Linked DNA regions of Homo sapiens: region 2 is linked to region 1. Evidence: chromatin loops called from intact Hi-C (ENCODE). Cell type or tissue: psoas muscle. All regions are shown on one strand. Each heading gives the region's core, and the rest is flanking DNA. Links, peaks and the distances in the headings are about the cores only. Region 1 has its middle 41 kb from the start of FOXK1. Region 2 overlaps FOXK1 (forkhead box K1).

Region 1 (9,296 bases), core at 2,729-5,228:
CTTGAACCCAGGAGGTGGAGGTTGCAATAAGCCGAGATCATGCCACTGCACTCCAGCCTGGGCAACAGAGAGAGATTTCATCTCAAAAAAAAAAAAAAAAAAATTACCCTACATTAAACTTGCAGTGAAATAAATTCTATTGAAAGGGTCTCAACACTTATCATGTTCTAATTATTTTACTGTAATCTATGCTTTTAAGGTTACTCTACTCCATCTGTATACTGGAAATTATCTTCCCAACTCCAAGTTCAGATACTCCGCATTGGTTCAGATACTCCACTTTGCAGCTTGCAACAACTATTGCAGAGATATTTACACTGTGAAAATCTGAAAATGCTACAATTCAGGGCTTGGAGGCAAAATCTGGCTCTTGCTTGAGCTAAAAAATTTTTTTTTACATTGTTAAAGGGTGGTTAAAACAAAACAAAGCAAAACAAAAGAGACTGTGCCAAAGACTGTACGTGTCTGGAAAAGTGGAAAATACTTACCATCTGACTCTGCAGAATCCATTTGCCAAACCCTAGACATAAGTAATACAGAAAATTAACAATGTGGTTAAACTTCAAATTCTGTGATGTCTGCAGCCATTATATTGTGAATAGCACAAAATGTTGAGGAACTATTCACCCAGTAATAGAAAACCATGCTCCAATACAGCAAAGAAGTTGCTGACATCATTGAGGAACAAATAAAGTTCGGATCTATATGTGTTTTGCTTCATTTCTTACTTGTTAATATAAGTGAAAATATCAACACTCCTGTCAAACATTACATTTATTTTACTTTTTTTTTTTTTTGAGACAGGGTCTCACTGTTGCCCAGGATGAAGCACAGTGGTGTGATCATGGCTCACCACAGCCTCCAACTCCTGGGCTCAAGCAATCCTTCAGCCTCAGCATCCCAAATAGCTGAGACCACAGGTGCATGCTACCATGCTTTGCCAATTGTTTTATTTTTTGTAGAGACAGGATCTTGCTATGTTGCCCAGGCTGGTCTCAAACTCCTGGGCTTGGCCGGGTGTGATGGCTCATGCCTGTAATCCCAGCACTTTGGGAGGCTGAGGCGGGAGGATCACCTGAGGTCGGGAGTTTGAGACCAGCCTGACCAACATGGAGAAACCCCTTCTCTACTAAAAATACAAAATTACCTGGGCGTGGTGGCGCATGCCTGTAATCCCAGCCACTTGGGAGGCTGAGGCAGGAGAATTGCTTGAATCCAAGAGGCAGAGGTTGCGGTGTGCCGAGATCACATCTGCACTCCTGCCTGGGCAATAAGAGCGAAACTCCGTTTCAAAACAAACAAACAAACAAAAACAAGAACAACAAAAACTCCTGGGCTCAAGTGACCCTCCTGCCTTGGCTTCCCATACAATCTCAAAGTGCTGGGATTGTAGGCATGAGCCACCCCACCAAACCAAACATTATTTACTGGGAAAATGGTGGGTTGGGTAGCAACTCAACCCTGCATATTACAATTCAGTTTCAAGCACAGGTTGGCTATGGACACGGGAGTTCAGCAATGCTAAAGGAAAGCATTCTCTGAGAATCAACTGACTATGGAATTTACAAACAAAAAGAGCATTGTGTGTTTTATCATTATTTGCAATTGATACGATACACACGCTTCATACCAGTAACATTTATAATAAATGTGTGTGTATATATGCAGTCCTTCCCAAGCCGATTGTTAAACATGTACCATCAGCCTGACCATTAGGATATGTACTTCCTGGCTTTGCTTTATAATGTAACCACGTTTAGATTTTCCGTTGACCTAAATAGAGGTTACCCAGGCACCTCAGAGTCCAGAGCAGTATCTGGCACATAGTAGGTATTTACAATCATGCAATAAGCCAACCATCCACGCCATATATGATAGTGGTCCTCTAAGATTATAATACCGTAAGATTATAATACTATATCTTTACGTTTTTTTTTTTTGAGATGGAGTCTCACTCTGTTGCCCAGGCTGGAGTGCAGTGGCGTGATCTCAGCTCACTGCAAGCTCCGCCTCCTGGGTTCATGCCATTCTCCTGCCTCAGCCTCCCGAGTAGCTGGGACTACAGGCGCCCGCCACCACGCCCGGCTATTTTTTTTGTATTTTTAGTAGAGACGGGGGTTTCACCGTGTTAGCCAGGATGGTCTCGATCTCCTGACCTCGTGATCCGCCAGCCTCGGCCTCCCAAAGTGCTGGGATTACAGGCGTGAGCCACCGCGCCCGGCCTACCTTCTCTTTTCTACGTTTAGATACGTAAATACTTACCATTGTGTTACAATTGCTCATAGTATTCAGCACATTAACATGCTGTTAAAGGTTTGTAGCTTAAGAGCAACAGGCTGTACCATCCAGGTTTGTGGAATTACACACTATGATGTTCACACAAGGATGAAATTGCCTAACAATGTATTTCTCAGAAGGTATCCCCTTTCCCAAGCGATGCATGACTGTATTTAAGATGCGCTGGCAGCGGTGGCTCAGACCTGTAATCCGAGCACTTTGGGAGGCTGAGGTGGGAGGATTGCTTGAGGCCAGGCGTTTGAAACCAGCCTGCGCAATACAGTGAGACTCGTTTCTACAAAAATAAAAAATAAAATAATAAAGGATATTGCTGAGCTGGGTGTGGTGACTCATGCCTGTAATCTCAGCACTTTGGGAGGCTAAGGTGGGAGGATTACTTGAAGCCAGGAGTTCGAAACCAGCCTGGGTAACATGGCAAAACCCTGTCTCCTATAAAGTACATTAATACAAAAATTAGCTGGGCATGGAGGCTCGCGCCTGTAATCCCGGCTACTCGGGAGACTGAAGCAGGAGAATCACTTGACCCCGGAGGCTGAGGCTGCAGTGAGTCATGGCTGTGCCACTGCACTCGAGCCTGGGCAACAGAGTAAGACCCTGTCTCAAGAAAAAAAAAATGTCCCTGGAGTAGATAACTTGAGGAACACTAATTTTACCGAAACAACCGACAATGGCAATGCAATTCTGAGCCTTTGCTATAAAATGGCAGAAAAAGTCAGGAGGAAGTTTGCGTATGTTATTTTTCCCTGCCACTTGCTTTTTAGTCTTTGCAAACCTTTCTCAAATCCTTTTAGAACACGGTATGACATTTCTTTCTGTTTTTAAGCAACAACTATAAGAACTACCACTGACTGAGTGCTTAGGTAACGCCCAATATATTTCACGTAGAATCTCATCAACAGGCCGGGCACCATGGCTCACGCCTGTAATCCTAGCACTTCAGGAGGCTGAGGCGGACGGATGGATTGAGCCCAGGAGTTTGAGACCAGCCTGGGTAACATAGGGAGACCCCTCTTCTCCAAAAAACAACAAACTCTCATAAATCTGTAAGAGGTGACATAGTAAAAACTCTGAAACAACACTCTTTTAATATTTTATCAATTTCCTCCCCATTCGTTTATTTATTTATGCAGCCACTGACCCAGGCATGGTCATCCCTGCTGGGGGCGGACACAGCCCGCGCCCCCAGGTTCGAGGACACCCAATGTTTAGAAAACGGACCCTGCGAATCCCACCGGCCCCACGTGGACTCTCGGAGGCTCCCTCCTCCCTTTGGAGCATTGAAGAACGCGCACAAATCCAGCTTCCACCCGTCACTCGCGCACCCGACATTGGGCAGGCGACCCCACCGCCCCGGAACATCCCGGCGCAGCCGTCGCGAGGAGGCAACCGACCCCGCCGCGCCACCGGAAGGCGCCTCGCGGCGAGTTGTGCGCACGCGCAATGTGCAACGCCGCGCCGCCAGCGGGCGCTGCGGCCAGGCTCGCGTGGTGGGGGAGGGGAGCTGCCGCGCCGGGGCCGGACCACGTGCGCACCACGTGGCGCCCCGGCAGCCCCGGTGCGCAGTAGGGCGGTCCGGCTGGCCACGCTGCGCAGCCAGCAGTCCCCGAGGGTGGCGGGGCCGGTCTCACAGCCGGCGACCCCGCGCCCGCTGACCTCTGACCTCCGACCCCACTCCCCTTAGGGTTACCCCTCGCCGGCAGCCGCGCCGTGTGTTTATAAACAGAGCTCCCGGCGGGCCCCAAAGCCCGGATCGGCGGATTCACGCGAGGGGAACGGAGCCTTCCGCAAGTCTGCGCCGGCCGCGCATGCGCCTTAAGGTTGCGCCACGCTGCTCCTCCTGCGCTTGCGCAGTGGCGGCGCAGGGCGGGCCGCGAGCAGGGCCCGGGGCGGGGCCGGGCTCTGTGGCCGGGCAGGGGAGGGGCGCGGAGAGGCGCCCTCGCCCTTCCCAGCCCTGCTCCTCGCCTTGCGGAGGGTTCACCTGCTGCGTGTCCTTGCGCAGGCCGGCCACTGGCCTCTGAGCCCGGGCTCTCGCCTGCAAAGTGGGGCCTCTGTGGGTGGTCGTGGAGGTGCAGTGGTGACCTGGATGGAGGGCGGCATCGGGCCCCGCAGTGCCCCCTTGGGCAGCTGCACCCAGCAGCTAAGAGGCCCCCTCGAGACACATCAGTCCTAGGGAGGAGCATACCATGCAGTACGATTTAGCCTTAAAATGGGTGGAGTGCAGTTTATGTTGTGTATATCTATATATCTCTAATTTAAAATTTTTACTTTTATTTTTCAGACAGGGTCTTGTTCTGTTGCCCAGGCTGGAGTGCAATGGTGGCATTACAGCTCACTGCAGTCTCCACCTCCCGGACTCAGGCGTTCCTCCTACCTCAGCCTCCCAAATAGCTGAGACCACAGGCAGGCATCACCACACCCAGCTAATTTTTTTTTTCTTTTTTGAGACGCAGTCTTGCTTTGTTGCCCAGGCTGGAGTGCAGTGGTACGATCTCGGCTGACTGCAGCCTCTGCCTCACGGGTTCAAGCGATTCTCCTGCCTCAGCCTCCTGAGGAGCTAGGATTACAGGCGTGCACTAACACGCCCAGCTAATTTTTTTGTATTTTTAGTAGAGACGGGGTTTCACCATGTTGGCCAGGCTAATCTCGAACTTCTGACCTCAGGTGATCTGCCTGCCTCGGCCTCCCAAAGTGCTGGGATTATAGGCGTAAGCCACCGTGCCTGGCTATGTTTTTTTCTATTTTTGGCAGAGATTAGGTCTTGCTATGTTGCCCAGGCTGGTCTTGAACACCTGGGCTTAAGCGATCTTCTCACCTTAGCCTCCCAAAGTTTTGGGATTACAGATGTGAGCCACCTTGCCTGACCTATATTTTTAATTTAAAAATTTTTAATTGTTAATTTTTATGGGTACATAGTAGGTGTATAGATTTATGGGACACATGAGATCTTTGTATTATAATTACATTAGGGTAAATGGGGTTTCCATCACCCCCAGCATTCATCATTTCTGTGTGATGAACATTCCAATTGCACTCTCTTGGTTATTCTAAAATGTACAGCAAATTAGTGCTGACTGTGGTCACCCTGCTGTGCTAGAAAATTCTAGATCTTACTTATGTATCTAACTATATTTTTGTACCCAGCAACCATCCCCTTTTCCTAGTCCCCCCCACTACCCTAATGTTTTGTATATTTTATCACAACTTTATTTTATTATTATTATTTTTTGAGACAGAGTTTCGCTGTGTTGCCCAGGCTGAAGTGCAGTGGCCTGATCTCAGCTCACTGCAACCTCTGCCCCCTGGGTTCAAGCGATTCCCATGTCTCAGCGTCCCAAGGAGCTGGATTACAGGCCACGCGAGGCTAATTTTGGTATTTTTAGTAGAGACAGGGTTTCACCATCTTGGCCAGGCTGGTCTTGAACTCCTGACTTCAGGTGATCCACCTGCTTTGGCCTCCCAAAGTGCTGGGATTACAGGCATGATCACAATTTTAAAAAGGAAGGAGATTCTGACACACACTTCAACATGGATGAACCTTGAGGACATGGTGCTGAGTGAAATAAGCCAGACACAGAAGGACAGACCACGCATGATTCTGCTTATATGGGGTTCCTAGAGCCATCAGATTCATAGGTACAGAAAGTAGAATGGTGCTTACCAGAGGCTGCGGGCTGAGGGAGAGGGGTGTGAGTGTTTGATAGGGACAGAGTTTGAGTTTGGGAAGATGAAAGAGTTCTGGAGATGGGTGGTGGTGATCACACAACAGTGTGGATGTGCTTAATGCCCCTGAACTGCACGCTTGAAAATGGTTAAGCTTGGCCGGGTGCGGTGGCTCACGCCTGTAATCCCAGCACTTTGGGAGGCCAAGGAGGGTGGATCACCTGAGGTCAGGAGTTCGAGACCAGCCTGGGCAACATGATGAAACCTCGTTTCTACTAAAAATACAAAAATTAGCTGGGCGTGGTGGCAGGTGCCTGTAGTCCCAGCTACTCGGGAGGCTGAGGCAGGAGAATGGCGTGAACCCGAGAGGCGGAGGTTGCAGTGAGCCGAGATCGCGCCACTGTACTCCAGCCTGGGCGACAGAGCGAGACTCCATCTCAAAAAAAATTTAAAAAAAAGGTTAAGCTTTTAAATTCTATGCTAAGCCTATTTTACCACTCGCGGTGCAGATCAGATCACATTCTGTCTGTCCCGTGGCCATATCCTCTCTGTGATCCAAGAGGCTCAGCCCTGCTCCCCGATGGGTCTCGCCCCTGCCCGTGTCATCATCTTGAACCCCTCCGGCCCCACCTGGCTGCCTTTCTGACCTCAAACACCCTGCCTCAGGGCTGCTCTGATGTTCTCTGGTGGAAATGCTGCTTCTTATCTTCTCATGAGCATGTCCCCCTGGTGTATTTGTTCGTTTCATAAACGTGCATCCTTCGAGCTGGGGAACTAGCTCAAATGGTAGAGCCCTCGTTTAGCATAAACAGGCATCCTTGCTTGGTAGATGCCAAGCATTATAAAAGGAGCAGGGGAGACGCAAGTGATGAAAATGGGTAAGGACTCCCCTCTCGTGGACCTTATATTCCTGCAGAGGATGTGGTCAGTAAACACAAACAAAACCATCAGGTGGTTGGCGGTAAGCATTGGTGGTTAGGAAAATACCATGATCTGGATCAGGTGATCCTGAAGAACTCTCTGGCGTGGCCCTTTGACCTGAGGCCTCTTTGACAAGGAGATAGCAATGGGGAGATTGGGAGGGATCAAAAGGGACTTTCCAGGGACAGAGAAAAGCAAGTGCAAAAAGCCCTGAGGCCAGGACTATTTTGGTGGAATAGAAAGACCAGACCAGGTAGTGGGAGCACATGAGTAAGGGGTGAGGGGGAGTTTTTTTTTTTTTTTTTTTGAGACCAAGCCTTACTCTGTTGCCCATGCTGGAGTGCAGTGGCGCGATCTCGGCTCACTGCAACCTCCACCTCCAGGGTTCAAGCAATTCTCCTGCCTCAGCCTCCAGAGTAGATGGGACTATAGGCGCGTGCCACCACGCCCCGATAATTTTTTGCATTTCTAGTAGATACAGGGTTTCACCGTGTTGGCCAGGCTGGTCTCGATCTCCTGACCTCGTGATCTGCCTGCCTCGGCTTCCCAAAGTGCTGGGATTACAGGCGTGAGCCACTGCGCCTGGCCAAGGGGGAGTTTTAAGGTAAAGAAGAAGGCAGAGGCTGGCACGCTGGCTCATGCCTGTAATCTCAGCATTTTGGGAGGCTGAGGTAGGAGGATTGCTTGAGCCCAGGGGTTTGAGGCTGCAGTGAGCTAGGACCTCCAGCCTGGGTGACTGCACTCCAGCGTGGGTGATAGAGCAAGACCTTGTCTCAAAAAAAAAAAGTTTGTTTATATCACATCTCGTTTCTTTTTTTCTTCTCTCTTTTTTTGGCGGGCACAGAGTCTCACTCTGTGGCCCAGGCTGGAGTGCAGTGGCATGATCTCAGCTCACTGCAACCGCATTCTGGGTTTAAGCCATCCTCCCGCCTCAGCCTCCCTTGTAGCTGGGACTACAGGTGAACACCACCACGCCCAGCTAATTTGTGTGTGTGTGTGTGTGTGTGTGTGTGTGTGTGTGTTTAGTAGAGATGGGGTTTCACCACGTTGGCCAGGCTGGTCTCGAACTCCTGACCCAGGTGATCCACCCACCTCGGCCTCCCAAAGTGCTGGGATTACAGGCAATGAGCCACCACGCCTGGCCTCACATCTCATTTCTAAAAGTTGCTAAACAGGCCCATAGCAATGGATAGCAAAGAGTGTCAGAATGAAACACAATAACTGGGTGTGAGAATGGAGGTTGGAGACTAAAGGGAAATAAGAATAAAAATAAAGAGGCAACTTTATGATGACCGTGGTCTGGGGGAAGCAGAGGCGCTGTTGCTTGGCAGTGAGGATACTGCCGTGGGGTACAGCCTGGGGACGGGGTAGCCACACCCTCTGGCGGCATCCCCCTTCCCTCAGTGGCACCAATGGTTGATTTTAGAATGAAGACCCTTGGAAAATAGACCTGCACAGAGTTCACAGTGGTCTTCACCGCTGGCCAGCAGGGTTGGGAGGCCTGGCCAGGACTGTAGGTCCTGAAGACCCCCAGGTAAAATTCCCTGACCCCTGAGCTGCACATGTCATGTTCCTCTGCCACCAGAACCCTAGAATTGGCGGAATCCCAGACACCGTTCCTCCGCAGGGTACCGCAAAGATCTTGTAAGACATGTGCAGTCCAGCGTATAATTACGGGATCTCAGACTTGGAGACAGTTCCACTGCAGCAGGAACCATTAGGCCATTAATGTCACTTGTGACACTAGTTAATAGTAAAAGAGATGTATTAATTGAAGCATCTGTTTTTGAAGATGTAGTTTTTCCTCCCCACCAAATTGTAGTATGGTTAGAAGTTCTAAAACTTATTTTTGGCTCAAGTTCCTCTTACGCCCCTCTCTACTCCCCAGCTTGGAGAAAACCCATGAACTTTTTCAATATCAATATAAATATTCCAGCTGGGCGCGGTGGCTCACGCCTGTAATCCCAGCACTTTAGGAGGCTGAGGCGGTGGATCACAAGGCGGGTGGATCACGAGGTCAGGAGATTGAGACCCTCCTGGCTAACACAGTGAAACCCCGTCTTTACTAAACATTACAAAAATTAGCTGGGCGTGGTGGCGGGTGCCTGTAGTCCCAGCTACTCGGGAGGCTGAGGCAGGAGAATGGTGTGAACCTGGGAGGTGGAGGTTGCAGTGAGCCGAGATCGCACCATTGCACTCCAGCCTGGGCAACAGAGCAAGACTCCGTCTAAAAAAAAAAAAAATATATATATATATATATATATATGTGTGTGTGTATATATATATATATATATATATGTATGTGTATATATATATATGTATGTGTATATATATATGTATGTGTATATATATATGTGTGTATGTATATATATGTATGTGTGTGTGTATATATATGTATGTATATATATGTATGTATG
Region 2 (2,500 bases), core at 1-2,500, 110 kb before region 1:
GTGTGCACCACCACACTCAGCTAATTTTTAGTAGAAAAGAGGTTCTCTCTATGTTGCACAGGCTGGTCTTGATCCTCCTCCTGCCTCGGCCTCACAAAATGCTAGGGTTCCAGGCGTGAGCCCCCTCACTGGCCCTCTTCTGTTTTAAGGGAAGCAATATGCCTGTGAGTTCCATGTTCTAAGGGCCTTCAGAGGCGATCCGGCCCTGGGGACTCGGCTTCACCTGCCAGCCTTTGTCGGCCGTCCGGTAGTAGGGGTAATGCTTGGTGATGTGGGCGTAGATCCCGCTCAGGGTCAGCTGCCGGTCCTGGGCGGAGGAGATGGCCTGCACGATCAGCTGCGCGTAGGAGAACGGCGGCTTTGACTCATCCTGCGGAGAAACACGGCTCACGGGATGAGCTCCAGCAAGGTCCCTGAGTCTACCCCACCCACCCGTCACAGCTGATGGGGAGGAACCTTCCCACGAGAATGTGCGCGTCTTGCCGGCACCCGTCCCAGTGCCCTCCAACTATCCCATTAATGTGCTTGCATTCAACTAGGAACAACCATTTTTGCCTCATGGGAAGGAAAACTTCGGTTTTATTATAATTTAATTCTGAAATTTCTCACCTCTTCCAGAAATCAATTTGAAAACAGCTATTGGACAAAAATGAACTAAGACAAAGTTATAAGGAGAACGCCATCCTGCTCAAGGGCTGTATGAAGGCTTTGACGCCGGGCTGCCAGCGGCAGATGAACAAGGAGCGTGGCGGGAGGGGCCCTCGGTGACGGCGCCACCCCTGTCACCAGCAAATGACCAACGGGGATGATTTGGGCACGAAAACGAGAAAGGGCCGACGGCTCTACCGCCAGCTGCGGCTCCATTCCCTGTGGGCTGAGACCACCTCGAGCACACGCCCGCAGGCCCTGGGCTGTCTGTGCCGCCCGCGCCGGGTCACTATGGCCCGATCCTGGGTCACCAGGTGCACCACGGCGCCAGGTGGGCTCAGACCTTGGGGCTGTCTCCTCCAGACGTGTCTGCCTGCTGCTCCGACGCGGCCTTTGCTGCAAACTCTGCTGCCAGCTGCAGGTCCGAGGTCACGTTCTGCACAAAGCGGTAACTGGAGGAGCCGGCACCGCGTGGACTGGCTGGGCAGGAGTTGGGGACACTGAGGAGAGAGAAGGACACTGTAAGTTCATGGCTCTGAAGAGGGGGCCCCTGTGGGGCTCAGGGCTTCAGGACCTACCCAGAGGGTGGGGCTGTGGGGAAGAAGCTCACACTTTCCAATTTTAAGTGCCACCACACTGCCCGGCCAAGGTCACGCAGCGGCGGGGACAAGATGCTGGAAACGGCAGGCAAGTTTCCTTCCAGTGGTGACTTCTGCTCGGGGGCTGAGAGCACCGCGGGCCCTCCTCCTGCCATTATGCAGGGCCCAGGGCAGCACCTGGTCAGGCAGCTCTGTGGGGCCCCTCCTCAGGTCCCCCCACACACACCCCTACAGGATGTGCACCCGGAGCAGGTAGCCTCCGCGGGCTGCTGGCTCCTGCACAGGTGTCCACAAGGCGGCGCTGTGGGAAAAGGCTCGGGCCCAGGACAACCCCGTGTGGTCACAGAGGCAGATCCTGGAAAGAGGCTGTGGAGGTGCCATCGCCCTGCAGGGTGAAGGCGTGGCAGGTGGCTCTCCTGGAGACACCGCCCTCGGGAAGAGATGACCCCTGCAGTTTTGCCCTGAGCCGCTGAGATGCCCCTGCCCTCATCCCCTCTCCCTCCCAGGCTGGAGCAACCACAGATGGCTGGGAGTGACCGACACCCCCGGCTGCAGGTGAGGCTCTGGGTTGAGGCCGGGACCACAGGCAGGAGGCTGCGTCCGTCCGGCTGAGGGGTGTGCTCTGGCCTGCTTCCCTAACTCACTAAGGCAGGCTTCCGTCAGCAAACCACGGCGATGTTTTGCTTCTGAAAATGATTTCTATTACAGGTATTCAGAGAAAGCCAATGAAGACACGAAGAGTGGGTGCAGAACCTCCCGAGAGAAAGAGATCCCACTGTCCTGAGCTCACGGGCACCCACCTAGCCCCGTCCTGAGATGGACCCTGCCCACCTGTGATGCTGACATCCCCCCTCTCAGCTGACTTAGAGCCCCCGTGGCGGGTAGGATGCTCCCTGCTGCACTGCCCTGCAGGCCACCCAGAACCATCCAGAACCACCCAGAACCATCCAGAACCATCCAGAAGGTCCATTCTCCTCCTCCCGCCTTGCTGCCCTTTCCTCTGCCAGGAACATCCTTCCCTAACTGTCCAGGCACAAGACTCCTAGATCTCCAAAACTTAGGTTAAGTAGGAGCCCCCTTGGGTGCAGGCGGGGCTCAAGAAACATTTTTTGGATGGAGCAGAGGAATGAATGAAAAAAATCCTGTGGCTGAGAAAAACCTGACAGCTGACATTAATGATCAGTTCAGGTCTGGGGCATTTTCAGGAAGGACTCAGTGTCACCCACATGGAACGTTAAGGACTCTGATCTGGA

What was found. Peaks named below come from ENCODE experiments on the same cell type or tissue, not always from the same donor. Only the 100,000 strongest peaks of a DNase experiment are listed, where the experiment ranks them.
Region 2: a loop joins it to region 1, with 3 times the contacts of the local background. A loop is called at or near these places in 56 of 110 quality-filtered maps.

What each region holds. Positions count from the first base shown.
Region 1 is chr7:4,636,653-4,645,948 of GRCh38, reverse strand. No RefSeq gene overlaps it. Among named protein-coding and RNA genes, the nearest start is that of FOXK1, 41 kb to the left of the region's middle. RefSeq lists silencers at 3,640-4,029, 4,130-4,329, 6,865-6,984, 6,995-7,044. In psoas muscle, for the core only: a CTCF peak has its summit at 3,751; a DNase peak (open chromatin) is centred at 4,058; H3K4me3 peaks cover 1,871 bases; H3K27ac peaks cover 1,766 bases.
Region 2 is chr7:4,753,107-4,755,606 of GRCh38, reverse strand. It overlaps FOXK1 (forkhead box K1), which reads right to left. Exons shown (of 9, transcript NM_001037165.2): 3 at 992-1,148; 4 at 224-370. Among named protein-coding and RNA genes, the nearest start is that of AP5Z1, 21 kb to the left of the region's middle. RefSeq lists a silencer at 1,415-1,709 and enhancers at 1,707-1,796, 1,301-1,855. In psoas muscle, for the core only: CTCF peaks have their summits at 1,332 and 1,535 (motif pointing right); a DNase peak (open chromatin) is centred at 1,546.